Regions from separate parts of the Mus musculus genome. Here region 1 is linked to region 2. Evidence: chromatin loops called from intact Hi-C (ENCODE). Cell type or tissue: left cerebral cortex. All regions are shown on one strand.

Evidence for each region. A loop is a pair of places that touch in the nucleus more often than their neighbours do. Peaks named below come from ENCODE experiments on the same cell type or tissue, not always from the same donor. Only the 100,000 strongest peaks of a DNase experiment are listed, where the experiment ranks them.
Region 1: it touches region 2 in a loop (4-fold over the local background); 6 of 42 quality-filtered maps call a loop at or near these places.

Annotation. Positions count from the first base shown.
Region 1 is chr11:7,195,592-7,203,591 of GRCm38, forward strand. Igfbp1 (insulin-like growth factor binding protein 1) reads left to right here and starts at 2,196. Exons shown (of 4, transcript NM_008341.4): 1 at 2,196-2,740; 2 at 4,143-4,327; 3 at 5,178-5,306; 4 at 6,295-6,955. The coding sequence starts at 2,368. The coding sequence ends at 6,426. In left cerebral cortex, a CTCF peak has its summit at 4,612 (motif pointing right); DNase peaks (open chromatin) are centred at 3,397 and 4,624.
Region 2 is chr11:6,650,948-6,658,947 of GRCm38, forward strand. Ramp3 (receptor (calcitonin) activity modifying protein 3) reads left to right here and starts at 7,586. Exons shown (of 3, transcript NM_019511.3): 1 at 7,586-7,680. The coding sequence starts at 7,626. It also overlaps the pseudogene Gm11978. In left cerebral cortex, CTCF peaks have their summits at 2,212, 4,124 (motif pointing right) and 7,584; DNase peaks (open chromatin) are centred at 4,155 and 7,502; H3K4me3 peaks cover 873 bases.

The DNA.
Region 1 (8,000 bases), 540 kb after region 2:
TCTCTCTTTTTTTTTTTTTTCAGGCCTGGAGAATCGAACGCAGGGCCTTGTGCATGTCAGGCAAGCACTCTGTCCCACACCTGTATCTGTAGCCCAGTGTGATTTTTCTTTTTACAAGCACACAGTGCAGATCCAGAAGGCTACAAAAAGGGCACAGGAAAAAAACAATCTGTCCTCAGGCCCCAGAATCACCCCTCCCCTGGTGGCCAGCCTGTCTGCTGTTGGTTTGTACTCTTCTCCAGGTATTCAGTATATTTACAATCACAGCTGCTTTTGCTCAGCAATCTCATATCCTCCCAATGTTCCTTAGTGCGGCAGTTTTCCTTAATTGAAGAACATCTTTTGTAAAGATTATAGGAAAGAAAGAACTGCTCTGTGTGGCTCACGATGAGCTGAGCTTTTCAGGGACTGCTCCAGGACTTCCTTATCCAGTGTCTGACTGTGGACATGTAGGCTGTGTAGGGACAGCTTTAGAGTGAGCTCTGTCTGTGTCATCATCTGTAGCCACAGGCTTTCACAGACTTCTGGCCTCTGAGCCTCAGGGTCCCTTTCTCTTAACACCCAGCTCCTTCAGCAGTGGCTGTAGGCAGAACAGTGGCAGTGCCAGAAGCAGAGTCAGTACAGGTCCCCTGTCTCTCTCTGGAGACAAGAAAGGTGCTTCTGTGGTCGGATGCGAATGGTCAGCCTGCGCCTGCTGCCTTTTGCTTTGTGATGAAGCTGAGTTCCTGAATTCTCTATCCATATGGGGACTCTTCCTCAGTCTTTATCTGGCATAACCTACCTTCCCACCCCATGAGTCCTCTCTCCTGGCAAGTGTGCTGCTCACTGTGGCCCACTGGCCTATGCCTCTGATTCCTTATCTGCTAGGCTTTTTCTGTACCTCGAATTAAAAAGCCAGCCAGTCACTATTAACATACCTGCTCAGTAGTGGGCACCTATGCTGGTTTCTTTGAATGAGAGGGCAGACATTGGTAGGCGATGCATCGGTGCACATGTGTTTAAAGTGCTTTAGTCAAGTCACCCAGGAAGCCATCCCCCAAGGCCAAGCTTCAGGGTGCAGTGATGAACTGCTGGGTCACAGGGATGTGAGAGTTTGTCCAGGGTGTTCCAGGGCAGTCTCTGTGACCTTGACCTAAAATCTCCTGCAACCTTTGCCTTCAATATCCTCCTCTAGAGCCTGGGGCTAAAATCTCCAAGGCTTTCTGAAATGCCATGGCTAAAGAAAGTGAGGGGCTGGATAAGCACGCAACACTGTGGTACAGTACAGTTTTCAGGGTTCTACCCCACCCCAAAGCAATACCAAAAAGGACAAGGTAAGAGGCTCCAAGCTGTTGCTAGAGGTTGGTCGCTCTGATCTAGCACCCAGGTCAGCAGATAGACACAAAGGTATGTGGGAGACAAAAATCTAGACCTGGGGACTTAGAAGATATTCACAGGCAAGGAGGGGGGGGGGTGGTCCATGATCAGTTTTCTCTGGGAAGTTTTGGTGAGATTCCAAGGTGAGTCCTATTTCAGATTGCCCTTAAACATTTCTGAAGTTTTCCTTGTGATATAAAAGAATGAAAAAATGATGCAGAAAAAGCTGTCAGACTTGATCGTTGATAAGCATCTCAATTACACTAGACCATTAGACTGTCAGAGACAGCTTGGGTATGGCGATATAGACCAAGTGCCCGGAGTCCTAGCACTTTCTCTCTTTGAAGGCACAACTGTTCTTTTGGAATTTATAGCCAGGAGCCAGGAGGTGAACTACGGATTTCTTCCTTTGATGGCTAGAGGCTTCCTGGGGAGGGAGAAACAACTGTGGGCATTGTCACGGAGAGCCCCACTCTTCCCTTCCCTTTGGGGCCTGAAGCCTTCTTGGTCTAATCTGTTCTTTCTTTAGTCGCTTAGGTTTTCTGTGAGCCTGGCCGGCTAGGTCTTTGATTTCCCCTGAACAAAAGCAAGTGCCCTCCCCCATCTGGCTAGCAGCTTGCTGACAGAGTTGGACTTTAGCTCCTGTCCCAGTCCATCACCACGGGACAAACATAGTAGAAAACCTGATCCCTTTACCCCCTTCCACCCACGGTTTGTGTAGAGCTCACAAGCAAAACAAACTTATTTTGAACACTGGGGTCCTAGCACGCTGCCCTGACAATCATTAACCTGTGCCGCACAGCCAGCCCTTCATAAGGCTCTGGGTACGACCAGCCAGCATGGTCCACTGCCCGCGGAGACACACACCCAGCGAGCATTGAACACTGCACACGGCCGTCTGCCCAGAGAGCTGTGACCACCATTGCCACTACTATCTACTCAGAAAGTCGTGACCACTGAGCAACTGCTGCCTGTCCAGAGTCTCATCCACAGCCTGCTGAACCAGTTGCGATGCCCGAGTTCCTAACTGTTGTTTCTTGGCCGTTCCTGATTCTCCTGTCCTTCCAGATTGGCGTGGCCGCTGGAGCCCCCCAGCCATGGCACTGTGCTCCCTGCACTGCTGAGAGGCTGGGGCTCTGTCCACCCGTGCCCGCTTCGTGCCCCGAGATTTCTCGGCCTGCAGGCTGTGGCTGCTGCCCGACATGTGCCTTGCCGATGGGTGCTGCCTGCGGTGTGGCCACTGCTCGCTGCGCCCAGGGACTCAGCTGCCGTGCGTTGCCAGGAGAGCCTCGTCCCCTGCATGCCCTCACCCGTGGTCAGGGAGCCTGTGTACCAGAACCTGCTGCACCCGCCACGAGCACCTTGTTCAGCTCCCAGCATGAAGGTACTGCAGTCCATCTCTGCCTCTAGATCTCTTGGCTGGGACATACGTGCTTCCTAGGCCAGCAGAGGCCTATCGGAAACTTATAGCAGATAGGGCAAAGGCACTCTTGGCCCACTAAGAGGTTTAAGCTGTTATAGTCAAATAAATCTCTCAGTGAGGTCCATCTGTGTGTGGTCTTGCCCAGGAAACATCCTAGAAGGGGTGGTCCAAGCACCCCATGTAGAGTGGAGAGTTGTGAAGAAAGTTTGCAGGTTAGGTAGTAATGATCCTACTCGGTCTTTCAGTGGAGGTGGAGGGAGCTATGGGGCTGCCAGGTGGGTGGGGTGCTGGCTCAAGCACCTCCGGCCTCCTCCTGTGGGTTCTGCCCTTGGCAGTTCCAATGGCTGGAGGGTCCAGGGAGGTTTAGAATGGGAGTCCTCCTGCTGCCCCCAGGAGGTTTGCAATGTCCTTTGTAGCATATATCCTGCCACGCCGTATGTGCTTCCCAGATGTTTACAGAACATAATGTGAAAATTGAGGCCCAGACCTTCACTTCCATTCATCGCTATAGACAAACAGTGTTTGATGTGTACGTTGCCTGCTAGGAGTCTGACAATCAGGCTCTTTCCTGAATTTAAGCACTGGTTTGTTTGTAGTAGGAAGCTTGGAAAATGCCTCTTCCTCTGCTCCAGCCCCTATCTCCCCATCTGGGCTGCATGCACGTCCTGTGTGGGTGTGGAGGAGCCACGTGGTTCCATATTCTGATGGGAAGCTGTACTGCAGGCATCTGAGCCTTTCAAGTGAATGAAGTTAGAGCTACCCCAATGGTCCTGAGTGGGGGGTGGGCCCTCTTCATTGATATCTGATGATGGCCTCCTCTTCGAGAGGCCACCCGAGAGGTGACTTAGTGTGCAGGAAAGCAGGGCTCCCAAAAAAGAGCAGGATGGTGGTCTAGGTGGGGAAGGCTACATTCTAGAACTTTCTTCTAACTAAACTATACCTGTCCTGGGGTCTTACTAGACTCTTTCTGTGGGGTGGAGAGGAGGGCTGAGGGGTCAAGGCTCACCACTGATGGGCTCAAGCCTTGGCCTTAGTCCTTGGCGTCTTCAGGTTATATCCTACCCCACTCTCTCTGCCACCCCAGAATATTGCCTCACCCCGGAATATACCATTTTCCCAGAAAAGAATAGTATTGCTATTTGGCCATACTTGTTCCCAAAGAGTCATCGGTGAAAAAAATTCTGATTTCCCCTGACCATTATCGATTGATCGGTCTTAAGGGCAAGAAGTGAGTTGGCAGAGGAGTGGCGCCTCCAGGGGATAATGCATACGTGGGGAGGAGTGGCGCCTCCAGGGGATAATGCATACGTGGGGAGGAGTGGCACCTCCAGGGGCTCATGCATATGTGGGGTTTGCTTTTCAGAGGCAAAGGCTGCTGTGGTCTCCGCGGATGAGCTTTCTGAGAGCCCAGAGATGACAGAGGAGCAGCTGCTGGACAGCTTCCACCTGATGGCCCCATCCCGCGAGGATCAGCCCATCCTGTGGAACGCCATCAGCACCTATAGCAGCATGCGGGCCCGGGAGATCGCCGACCTCAAGAAATGGAAGGTGAGACCCTGCACTCAGACCTTCAGGTATATCCATCGAAGTGAAGAGTTTAGTCTAGACAATTCCTAAAGGGCACCAAACATGAGGCTGGGCACAGGAGTATAACTACTCCCATCCCTGATGTATCTTTGCCTCCTTAAAAATACAGCATAAAATAGGCCATTTTTAGTCTAGGTTTCTTTGTCACTGAGTATGTTCAATAATTGTTACCACCATCAGGCTCCACGATTTTGCCAGCCTTCAACTATGCAGCAAGAACTTCTTTAGTTTACTGGCTAGTTTTCAATTTGACCACTTGGGGGCGACAGAGAACCAAAGGTGGAGAGAAAGTACCGAAGAGGCATTGAAGAAGTACCAATCCGCCCAATGAAGTGGAAGAATAAACATTGTTAGGGGCACTTTAGAATTTCATCTGGAAATTATCCAAAGGAATGCCTTGCTCCATAATCAACATGACATATGTCAAATGCAAGGATGGCTGTTTGAAAAGCTAGGTATTTCTGATTCTAAATTCCATATAGAGAGACTGAGTCTTTTCTCCCAGAGTTCAGGTGCTCAAGTTATTCAGCAAATAGCCAGGGTCGGGAAGCATTTTACACCATCAGTCCAGCTCTTGCCACCGAGGAAGGACGAGAGTGTCTTCGTCCTTTATCCACATAGCCTGAGCCTGAGACCAACCTGTCCTGCACGCAGATGGAAAATAAGGCCCGGATAGGGCATATTCTTTGACTCACAGTCCTAGAATACCGTGCCTCGGTGGTGGGGGCTGCTCCTGCTCTGTCTCAGTCATTGTCTAAAATGATAAGTTTCTGTCTCTTGTACTCAAGCTAATATAAAATTATCCTTTTAGGAGCCCTGCCAACGAGAACTCTATAAAGTGCTAGAGAGATTAGCTGCAGCCCAACAGAAAGCAGGAGATGAAATCTACAAATTTTATCTGCCAAACTGCAACAAGAATGGATTTTATCACAGCAAACAGGTAGGTGGCTTTGCTACCGTGTGCTCTCACGGGCTAGCTCTGCTCATCCAGATTCTTGTAAAACTTCATGAATTTTTAAAAGTCAAATGATTCATAGGCCCTAATACATATCACGGGTAGCTTTCTGAGATCCAGCCCTGCAGCAGTTGGGAAAAGCTAGTCCTAAGAAAGAGGCAGTGTGATGGACAAGGAGCACTTCAGCCTATAGGGAGGACTAAGCATTAGTGTGATGGACAAGGAGCACTTCAGTCAGTAGGGAGGACTAAGCATTAGTGTGATGGACAAGGAGCACTTCAGTCAGTAGGGAGGACTAAGCATTAGTGTGATGGACAAGGAGCACTTCAGTCAGTAGGGAGGACTAAGCATTAGTGTGATGACCAAGGAGCACTTCAGCCAGTAGGGAGGAGTAGGCATCGGTGCCTTCACTCAGATCAGCAGAGATGTGTGTTCCATACACTGACATTCATATTTCAGTTTCTTGCTACTAGGGGAAAGGACCTACAGTCAGTGTAGGTCACAGATGTCTTGCTTTTTCTCTTCCCACAAATAAAAACAAACTCGGTAGGAAAATACACTATTGTGCTTTGTGCTATGTCTAGTAATAAATGAGATCGAAGAAGTCAAGGCTTAAATGAAACTTTAGGACTTGGCGAAGTGCGAGTTCTGGGATCTCATTGAGGAAAAACTGGGGGCCAGGCCTAGCTATGTGATAGAGGTGGTCATTCAATGGGACCTATTGCTGGGCTCTTTTGCCAGCAGGGCCATGAAGCAGATTATTGTCAAAACACTATACCACTAAGTAGATAATGAGGTCATCATCACACGTGCCATATTGCCAGTGACTCCATTTTGTTATGACAGCCAGAAGGGCATTGGCAGTGCTGAGTGTTAGCCAGTGGGTATCTGTGCAGTGCTTGGCCTCACTCGGGGACAGGGTGGCCAGAGCTCTCATCTCTTGCTGCTCTTGACCTCAGTCCTGTCTTTTCAGTGTGAGACATCCCTGGATGGAGAAGCTGGACTCTGCTGGTGTGTCTACCCATGGAGTGGAAAGAAAATCCCTGGGTCTCTGGAGACTAGAGGGGACCCCAACTGCCACCAGTATTTTAATGTACATAACTGAAAGGAGTTCTTTTCTTTTTCCGTGTTCACACAAAATATTTAAGTATATAGTATATTTATACTCTGGAGCACACCATTTTATATATGTGTATATGTATATATCCAGGAACTAGTTTTTATACTCCACATACTGCTTGATACATGAAGCTGGTTTGTATTTATTCACTGTAAGTTTATTTTTTTCTACACAGTTCTTGTGCTATATTAATTTATATAACATGAAGCTCTTCTCATCTCTGTACATGTAAATACTATATCTCAGCTCTTGCAAAGTTCTGCTTTGAAAGGGCAGAGTGATGCTGCTTAGAACAAGGCAGTCTGAGGCCGGAAGCTTTCAGTGGGTTAGGGGAGGGAGGTTGGCCCACACTCGGAGATTTCCTCATCGTCTCACACAGATCTGTGTCTGATGCACATTTGCTGGGAAAGTTCCGATGCTGATTGTGTAACCAAAGCTGAACGTGGAAAGCTGCGTCCCATACATTGTTAAATACACATCTGGAATAAATATTCTATCTGGAAATACTATGGAATTCCAGCTTTATCTTTGTTCCCTCTGTCCGTTTGTCTTCCCCATCACCTGACTTCTGGTCTGTGCTTTGGGGAAAGATGGTGCTTGTTTGCTTACAGAAGATCTTGTCTGACACTCTGTGATTCCATAGCCCCATTCCCAAGCAGTATTAGGCCTCTGCCTGGGCCAGACTAGAGATCCCCACCACCTTGGCCCATCTCCCTTGCTTCCCAGGACCCCCAGCCTCTCCTTTCCTTACCACTCCTCAGCTCCAGCTGATGTCCGCGTGTATTCCGGGGAGCAGTCACTGGGTTGTTTGCTTTTGAGACAGGGTCTGACTCTGTAGCCCAGGCTGATGTAGAAGTCACAGCAAGTCCCCTGCTTCAGGCCCCCAGGTGCCCAGGCTGGCCTGTCTACCATGTCTAGCTGATGACTGCTTTTGTTCTCTAGCTTTCTCCCTGCTCAGAGTCACCATCCACCATCCACCTTTGCCCCAGCTGGTTAGCAGCACACTCTTCTCCTCTCTGGTTTCCAGACCAGAGCCCTGGCCACCGCTGGCTTCTCCTCTCCCCACATTGCCTGTTTCTCAAAACTGACCCTGGAGGCTTTTCTTGCCTGATGCTTGAGTCCCCACCTTGCTGACGTTCCTGGCCTCTTACCCCCTTTCTTTCCATAGCATTTGGTCCATCCCTGAGTATCCCACTCGGGCTGCCTGCTGCCCTTCCTACTGATGTCTGACAGGGAGGCTGAAGCCTCTCCTCCGTGTGGGCTACTTCTCCAGATGCCATAGATACTTCTGTGCTCTGTACAGACCATCCTGGTCAGTGCTATACCTGCTGCCTGGCACTTCTATGGAGCATCTAACTCCTTGTCTAAACCCCAGTCTATGGCTGCTCTCCTCTGTAGAACTCAGTGATCACATGACAAAGCTAACGGTCTGGGCCCTAGAAACCTCAAACGCAAGGGTTTCTGGTGACTTCCGTCAAGCAGAATTTGGGGTAGGAATAGAGCAAGGTCCTCAGGACCAAGTTCGGGAGAAGCTGTGCACCCTCACAGATACAGTCAGA
Region 2 (8,000 bases):
GACTAATTCAGGAGTACTATTTGAATTGAAGTGAATTTTAAATGTCAAAGACAAAGCAAAATTTAAAGACAGTGTGAAAGAGCAATGTAGAGTATCTCATTATGAATTTTGCATACTGATTACACATTGAAGGAATACTCACCAAAAAGAGAAAGAAAGGTAGTCTTTCAGGTGTAATGAATTAGGTGATGTTTGGTTAAAACTTGAAATTTCAGATTCAGGGTTGTAACTCAACGGTAGAGAGCTTGCTTGGTACTTCCTGGACCTTGCATTTGCTGCAGAACAAATTTAAAATTTTACCTGTGTTATTTTGCTTTCTCCCATTGGTTGCCAGATTTATGTACATGTGTGCTAACCCAGAAGTCCACATCATAGTCTTCCCTGAGGGATGCTGAGGGAGTCACCCGGGGCACCAACCTTTTTCAGGAGATGGAAAATCTGGGCCTGAAGGAACAGCTCCGTGCCTGCATTGTGCTGTTCAGGCCTGCTGCGTGACACTATTCCTGGGGAGATAAGAACAATTGTCTACTGATTCCAGAAAGACGGAAGGAAGGGTATTACCAAAGTCCATCTTGATGAAGCAGTGAGTTCTATCGTACTTACGTGAGCAGAAATGACCCAAAGGCAGCTGCATCAGCACCAGCATAGGGGACAATTTACAAGAAGTTGGAAACCCGGAGCACCCGCACAACCTGCAGGCAGCTCAAAAGCTTGGAGCGTGTCCTTTCCAGGTAGCCCAGTTGGTTTGGGCCTCTGCCCAGCAGCTCAGTTTATTTGAGAGTGTGTTTCAGATCTTTACTGCTTATATCTGCTTGGAGAGGGAGGGGTCTAGTCAGCTTCAAAGGCTTCCCGGAGCTACTGAGTTGTTCAACGTCTGAGCGTAGTGAGCTCCCTTGCAGGGTAGAATGTGTGTCATCTCCCCTTAAAACAATGGTTTTCAATCTTCTTAATGCTGCCACCCTTTGGTACAGTTCCTCATGTTGTGCTGACCCCTGACCATAAAGTTAGTTTTGTTACTACTTCACAACTATAATTTTGCTACTGTTGGTACTTTCAGGTTGCTGACATCAGATAAGTGAAGAATCTGTTGAGGACCACAGGTAGGCTCCAGATGCCAGCTCTGACTCTGCACAGGCACCTGGCAGGAACAGGTCAGTAAGCTAAAGGTCATATTGTGTAGAGAAGGGAAAGAGGCCATGGGAGGTGAAAGAAAGTGATTGCTAATTTAGTCCTAAGGCCAGTGAGGCTGTCTGCACACTTATTGTTAACATTTCTTCTAGACTCTGCCCACAGTTTTTATGATCTCTAGTTCTGCTGAATTTATCATTCTTTTGAATCCTTTAACAGGCAGTTTCCCCTTGGAGGCATCATGGCACTCCCTTGCCTTCTCCCGCTCCTTGTATCCCTGTACTGGTGTCTGTGTTTCAGCTAGGTCAGTTGTCCTTAAATCTTTTAACTCTGCCTCCCGAGTGATGGGATTAAAGACTCGTACACCACCACTTCTGGACCATCTTTACCAGTTTAGTAGTGTGTTTTATATAGTAAAAGTAAAAGGTATTGGAGATGTGTCCCAGCTGTTGGTAGGATATGCAGTGCGAACTTTGGTTCAGGTTGGAGGCCCAGTATAACACACACAGGGTTCCTCATAGTTCAGTGAGACTTGGCAATGTCTGAGAGCCACGTGAACACCTATCAGTTTTGAGGGCTATGTGGGTGAGTACACTGGTCTTCTGTAGCATAAAGACATGCCAGCCAGAAACCCTGTAGCTAAAGACCTCCATAAATAAAAACAATATGAAAATAAAAAATAAAAATAACACAGTGGAGAGCCCCAAGAATCCAGTAAATAATTTCTGAGCTTGAAGGCAGATCTTTTGATATAACACACAGGCACACACACATGCCCAGGACACAGGAAAAAAGGATAAAGAGCCTTTGAGCTAGGATACCCTCCTCCTCCTCCTCCTCCTCCTCCTCCTCTTCCTCCTCCTCCTCTTCTTCCTCCTCCTCCTCTCCTCCTTTTTCTTCCTGGAACTCACTCTGTAGACCAGGCTGGCCTCAAACCCAGAAACCCACCTGCCTCTGCCTCCCAAGTGCTGGGATTAAAGGTGTGTGCCACCACTGCCCGGCCCAGGTTTGTTTTTCAGGACCCTCTTGGTGGCTCACAACTTTCTGGAACTCATAGTTGCAAGGGGATCTGACATCCTCTTCTGGTGGGCACAGGTACTGCATGCATGTGGTACACTGTCATACATGTAGACAAATCAACCAGATACATAAGTTAGAAATGAAGAAACTGGGCTGGTGAGATGGCTCAGTGGGTAAGAGTACCCGACTGCTCTTCCGAAGGTCTGAAGTTCAAATCCCAGCAACCACATGGTGGCTCACAACCACCTGTAATGAGATCTGATGTCCTCTTCTGGTGTGTCTGAAGACAGCTACAGTGTACTTACATATAATAAATAAATAAATCTTAAAGAAAAAAAAAGAAATGAAGAAACCTACAACTAACATAAAGAGTGGTCTAGAAGGAGGAGGGACATGGCATAGAAAACCTATTCAGTGACCCAACTGCTGAAAACTATTTTTGGGGAATGAAAAGATACCAAGAAGCTTTAGGGGACCTGCAACAGATTCAATAAGAAAGATCCTCTTTGAGGCCTGTCATTGCTGAAAGCATGATGAGAAGAGACTCATCAAGCAGCAAGCTGAAGACTCATATGTGACAGAATCCTCACAAAGAGCAGACTGCTCAGCAGAAACCTTACAGGAAGGGAGTGGGGTGATGCATTCCTTCCATGCATGCATGCATGAATGCATCCATCCATCCATCTGTGTATCCATCTATGCATCCATGCATCCATTCATGCATCCATCCATCTGTGTATCCATGCATGCATGCATGTATGCATCCATCCATCCATCCATCCATCCATCCATCCATCCATCCATCCGTGTATCCATCTATGCATCCATCTATCTATCTATCTATCTATCTATCTATCTATCTATCTATCTATCTATCTATCTGTTGAAGAGTCTCATGAGGTAGCCTTAGATGGCCTGGGAGGGGGAGGGGGTGTGACACTAAGCAGAATAATGTTGCTCTCAAAGAACCAGAGACCAGACTAATGTTTCCTAGAGTGGCTGGGTAATGGGTGTGTGTGCACATGGATGGCAGAGATCTAGTTTGCTTCTCTGTGGCTGTGATAAACACCATGACTAACAGCCACACGGCCGGGAGCGGGGAGGGGAAGGAGAGGGAGGGCTTATTTCATTTTACAAGATTACAGTCCACCATCAAGAGAAGCCAAGGCAGAAGCTCAGGCAGGGGCATGAGGCAGAAACCACGGAGGAACACTGCTCAGTGCCTTGATTCTTATGTAACCGAGGCACACCTGTCCAGGGGTGGCGTCAGTCACAGTGTGCTGGGCTCTTCCACACCAATCAGCAAGACAATGCTCCACGGACAAGTCCACAGACCAGTCTGATGGAGGCAGCTCAGTCCCTCAGCCAAGAGTCCCTCTTCCCTGGCGTGTCCAGGTTCTGACATTTATGAAACTATGAGGGACAGGAAGGATAAGCTTTCTAATGCTCTACTACAATTTTAAGGGATGCTTATTTTATAGGCATGAGTATTTTGCCTGCATGTACATGCCTGGTGCTTGCAGAGGTCAAAAGAGGGTGTCGGATCCCCTGGAACTGCATCTGGTGGGTGCTGGGAACAAACCCACCTCCTCTGCAAGAGCAGCCAGAACTCTTAACCACTGAGCCATCTCTCCAGTCTCTTCAAAATGTTTTACAGCATAGAATTACTGTGATTGACAGTGATTTAAAATGAATATTTTAATGTAGTCAGTAGAGTGGGTTGTAAAGGTTCTCAACAGAAAGAAAGGCTGTCTGTCTGAGACAATAGGCCAGTTTCCCTGACTTGGTCATTATGCATTGTATTGAAGAGCCTCATTGGACCTTATAAATATGTATTATTACTATGTGTTAATTAAAATACATTTTAAAAAGAAGACAGAATTGGATAGTGAGTTGTAGGCTGGGTCAGAAACATTCCTTTATGTAATTCTCCCTTCTGCAAGTATGTTAAGTCTACCTCATCTACCACAGACTGAGTTACTTAAATGTTATTCCAGCAGGGGGCGCCAAATCATCAGGAATGCCTCTGAGGCAGTCTCGTTGGATGGGAGAAGAAACTAATCTCTGATGCTTCTTGAGTGTGTGTGTGTGTGTGTGTGTGTGTGTGTGTATGTGTGATAGGTCTGGTTAGTATATCTGTGTGTGATTTGTGTATGTGTCTCATATGTGTGTGGTTGTGTGTATCATGTGTAAATGTGTATGTGTATTGTATATGTGTGTACATATGTGCGTGCTGTATGTGCAACGTGCATATGTATGTGTGCACACGTGCTCGTGCACACATTGCATGCACATGTGCCTCTGTGTGCAGCTATGTGGCAGAAGTGTCCAGTTCAGGGAGAGGGCCAGGCAAGATACTGTGCATTTCTGTCAGGTGGAAATGGGGTGCTATCTGATCACAATGTCCTCTTAGAAGCCGATCGTGGAGGAGAACTCCTTAAACATTTAAGAGGAAGAGTAATTGGCTGGCCACAGTGCCTTGAATTGGGAAGTTGGTCTAAAGGCTGGTGAACGATGTCGGGGTAAGAGAACCCTAGAGCACAAGATGCAGGCTCAAGACGGCTCAGCCTGACGAGTCTGAGAATATAGATGCGTGCACACATGTGTGGGAGGAGTGGCCATTCCCGTTGTAGATGGAAAAACAGCAAAGATCAACAGCAACCTTGGCAACCTCACTGGTGGGCTGAGAGGTGTACGAGGGATGCAGTAGCTATTGTGGGGCCTCCTGACCCACGGTGGCTCCAGGAGTTCCAAGGCTCATCAATTAATATGCTCTTGTCCTCAGAGTGATGGCCCCAGCAGATGGCCAGCATTTCTGACATTTACAGAGCTCCAGCTCACGGACATTCTGACTTTAGGCACCAGCCGAGTGGTCTCGCTCCAGCCCCATGCTTCACTTCCTCAGGTCCTGTTCTGCCAGGACAACCCATCTTCATCTCTAGTGTGTTCATCACCTCACCTGCCGAAAACCCTAGGGCAGGGGAATTCGTCCTGCTCTAGTGTGTGGGGCAGGTTTGGTTGGCATTGCTCAAGCCCTATCCTCAACCATGTTCCTGTCGGGTCTGGACCATCAGGTAAGCTCTCTACCCTAGGGATGCCGTACACAGCTTGGGTTTTCCCCCAAGCCAGCCCTACCGAGTGCTGAGCAAGGAAATGAGTGCTCCATGTTATTAATCACTTACTGCCGCTGAGCCTGAGGGTCACAGCCATCAGAGACGGATGCCTGCTTCAGGCCAGGAGTCAGGATCTTGTGGAAGAGCAATGGGAGTCTGTGACAGCCATGAGTCCCTTGTCATGTCCTCAGAGGCTTCTCCACAGTGACTGCTATCTCCGAGAGGGAATTCTGTCTCTCAGCCCTGTATCCCTATGGTCACAGGATCTCTGTGGTGGACAGACTGTCAAAGGCAGCTTGGCTCTGACCAGCCCTGGCTCACACTGTCCTGCTTGACACCGCTGGGGTCCCAGGGGTCAGTCAGTCATTATGTAGAATAGAGAGCAGGATCTGGACAGGTCTGGAGAGAGGAGCCGTGACTCCGAGTGAAGGAGACAGTTCTGTACCATGCCACATGTGCAGCCTAGCCAGGGCCCGGGGGCCCGGGAGGGAGGGGGATGGGAAGAGCGGGCGGTCCCTACGTCAGGAAGGCTGAATGGTGGCTATGGCACTGACCTCCCTTTGGTACCGTCCTTCCTCATCTGCTTTGAAGGTGTGACATAGGCTGCGGCTCAGCAGGATTAGAGGCCCTTGGGGCATACCAGGGGCATGGGCAGCCCTGTGTAGCTGAGGTGTTGGGACTCACCTCTGTGGACTGAGTGAGCTTTCTCCACAGCAGAGCCAGTGAGCAGGTCCTGCATTCAGCTGCCCGAGTAGTGCCCACCCGAGGTGTGCGTTCGTCATTGCTGACGATAGTCAAGGTGGTACAGAGTCTGCCTTCCCGTTTCTGACTTCAGGTTGTGGGACAATCAGCCCTCTATAAGAGCAACCTGCTGGCTTATCCTTTTTGTCCTGATTAGCGCCCCCTCCCCTTAGCACAGGGGCAGGGATAATGGCCTAGATGTTGGCCCCTCTTGAAGGAGGATGACTGACCAAGTTAAATCAGTTTTACTTTTAATTAGACTCCTTTGTTATTGCTGTAGCAAGCCCAGGCTTCCTAGGTTCTCTTTGCTAACTGGTTTTTAAAAATGCTATTTTTTTTAATCTTTAAGATTTCTTTGGTTTATATGTATGGGTGTGCACAATTGCGTGCGGCACCCTCAGAGGCCAGAACGAACTGGATCCCATGGAGCTGGCGATACAGATGATCATGCGCTACCTCCAGTACCTGTGGGAACCAAACCCAGGTCCCCTGTAAGTGCCCTTAACCACTGTGACATCTCTTCAGCCCTAAAGTAGTTACAGGGTTTTGTTTGTTTATTTGCTTGTTTGTTTTTGTTTCTGGCTTCGACCAGAATTTTCTCAGTGAAAATTCACAGAAAGTTGTAGTGAGCCTTTCTAGGTCAGGAAAGGTGAGCTGAGCTCAGTGATGGGGCGTGGGAGACAGAAGTGCTTGTTTAGGTGGGGAAAGCCATCCTCCCAGGTCTGGGCCTTAGCTCTCAGACCAGCAAGTGCTTTCCTGGGGGACAATAAGCTTTGGAGGACAAAGAGGTCTGCTTTTCTCTTTCTGAGGAGTGGTCCCAACATTGGGAACAGGAAGCTGTCCTGGGCTTGAGGGACAGATGTAGTCTATGGTGGGAGAAACTGAGGCCTTTTCTTTTCTTTCTACCTGCTGATTCCAGAAGCCAGGTCCTTGGAGGCCCCGTCACTGACCCGCCTGCCCTCAGTTAGCTTCAGACTTAGCCATTTGTGTTTGCATGTGTGCACACCCAAGCTCCCCTCCCCAGTGCCTCAGTCTGGAAGAATGCCCCCCCCCCCCCCATCTGCTCAGCAACCCACTTCATGCCCTTCTCTGTCCCTTGGAGACAGGCAGGGCTCTCAGACTTGTCTCTGCTTAAATTTATGTGCCTGGCTTAGGGGGGTCCCACAGGACCTGCAAGGATGAACCCCGGGTTTCTCCGAGTTCAACCTCTTGTCTGTCTTCTGCCTGGCTCCCCTCTATCAACCTGTACTGCATAACTCCCTTCATTTCTCCAGCTTGCTTCCCAGTTTGACACTGAGGTTAATCCGGCTCATCCCCAGACCAAACCTGCAGTCTTCCGGTTAGAACCCCTTCTCCATTCCCGCCACGCTGGACTGGCTCTCCCACCCGACTGCACTTCCCCTTCCTCTGTTCCAGTCTATATCCCAACGCGACCCCCACCTCCTGTCCCCACCACCTGCCCCTCCAGAGAGAAGCTGAGAATTCTAGGCAACGGAGGGAGTCAGGGGCGGGGTGGGGGCGTGGCCTGGGTTGGGGCTCTCCGAGGTCCCGCCCTGGTCCCGCCCCAAGCCTCTTACCTCCGAATGTCGCTGTTGCTGCAAGCCGGCTGCATCTTAGTTGGCCATGAAGACCCCAGCACAGCGGCTGCACCTTCTTCCACTGTTGTTGCTGCTTTGTGGTAAGGAGACATTTGGGTCGGGGTACTCCATCTCCTCGGGTCCTTGGGACCCACGCGGACTCTCTCCTTCCCGCGTCCAGCCTAGGCTGCGCTCTTCCCCCCCCCCCCCCCCCCCCAGAGTTTGGAAAAGACACAGGCACGCTGACTCCAGCACATCCTGCAGGTTTTGTGGAGGGTCTTCATAACTCCTCCAACCTTAGAAGAGCTGAGGGAAAAGGCTTTGAGCTGCAAGGGCTGCACAGTTCCCTGTGGGGTAGAGATATTCTGGGGTCCAGGGAAGGGTCTTTGGTGAGGTAGTGAGTTTCTTTCCCATCCTGCCC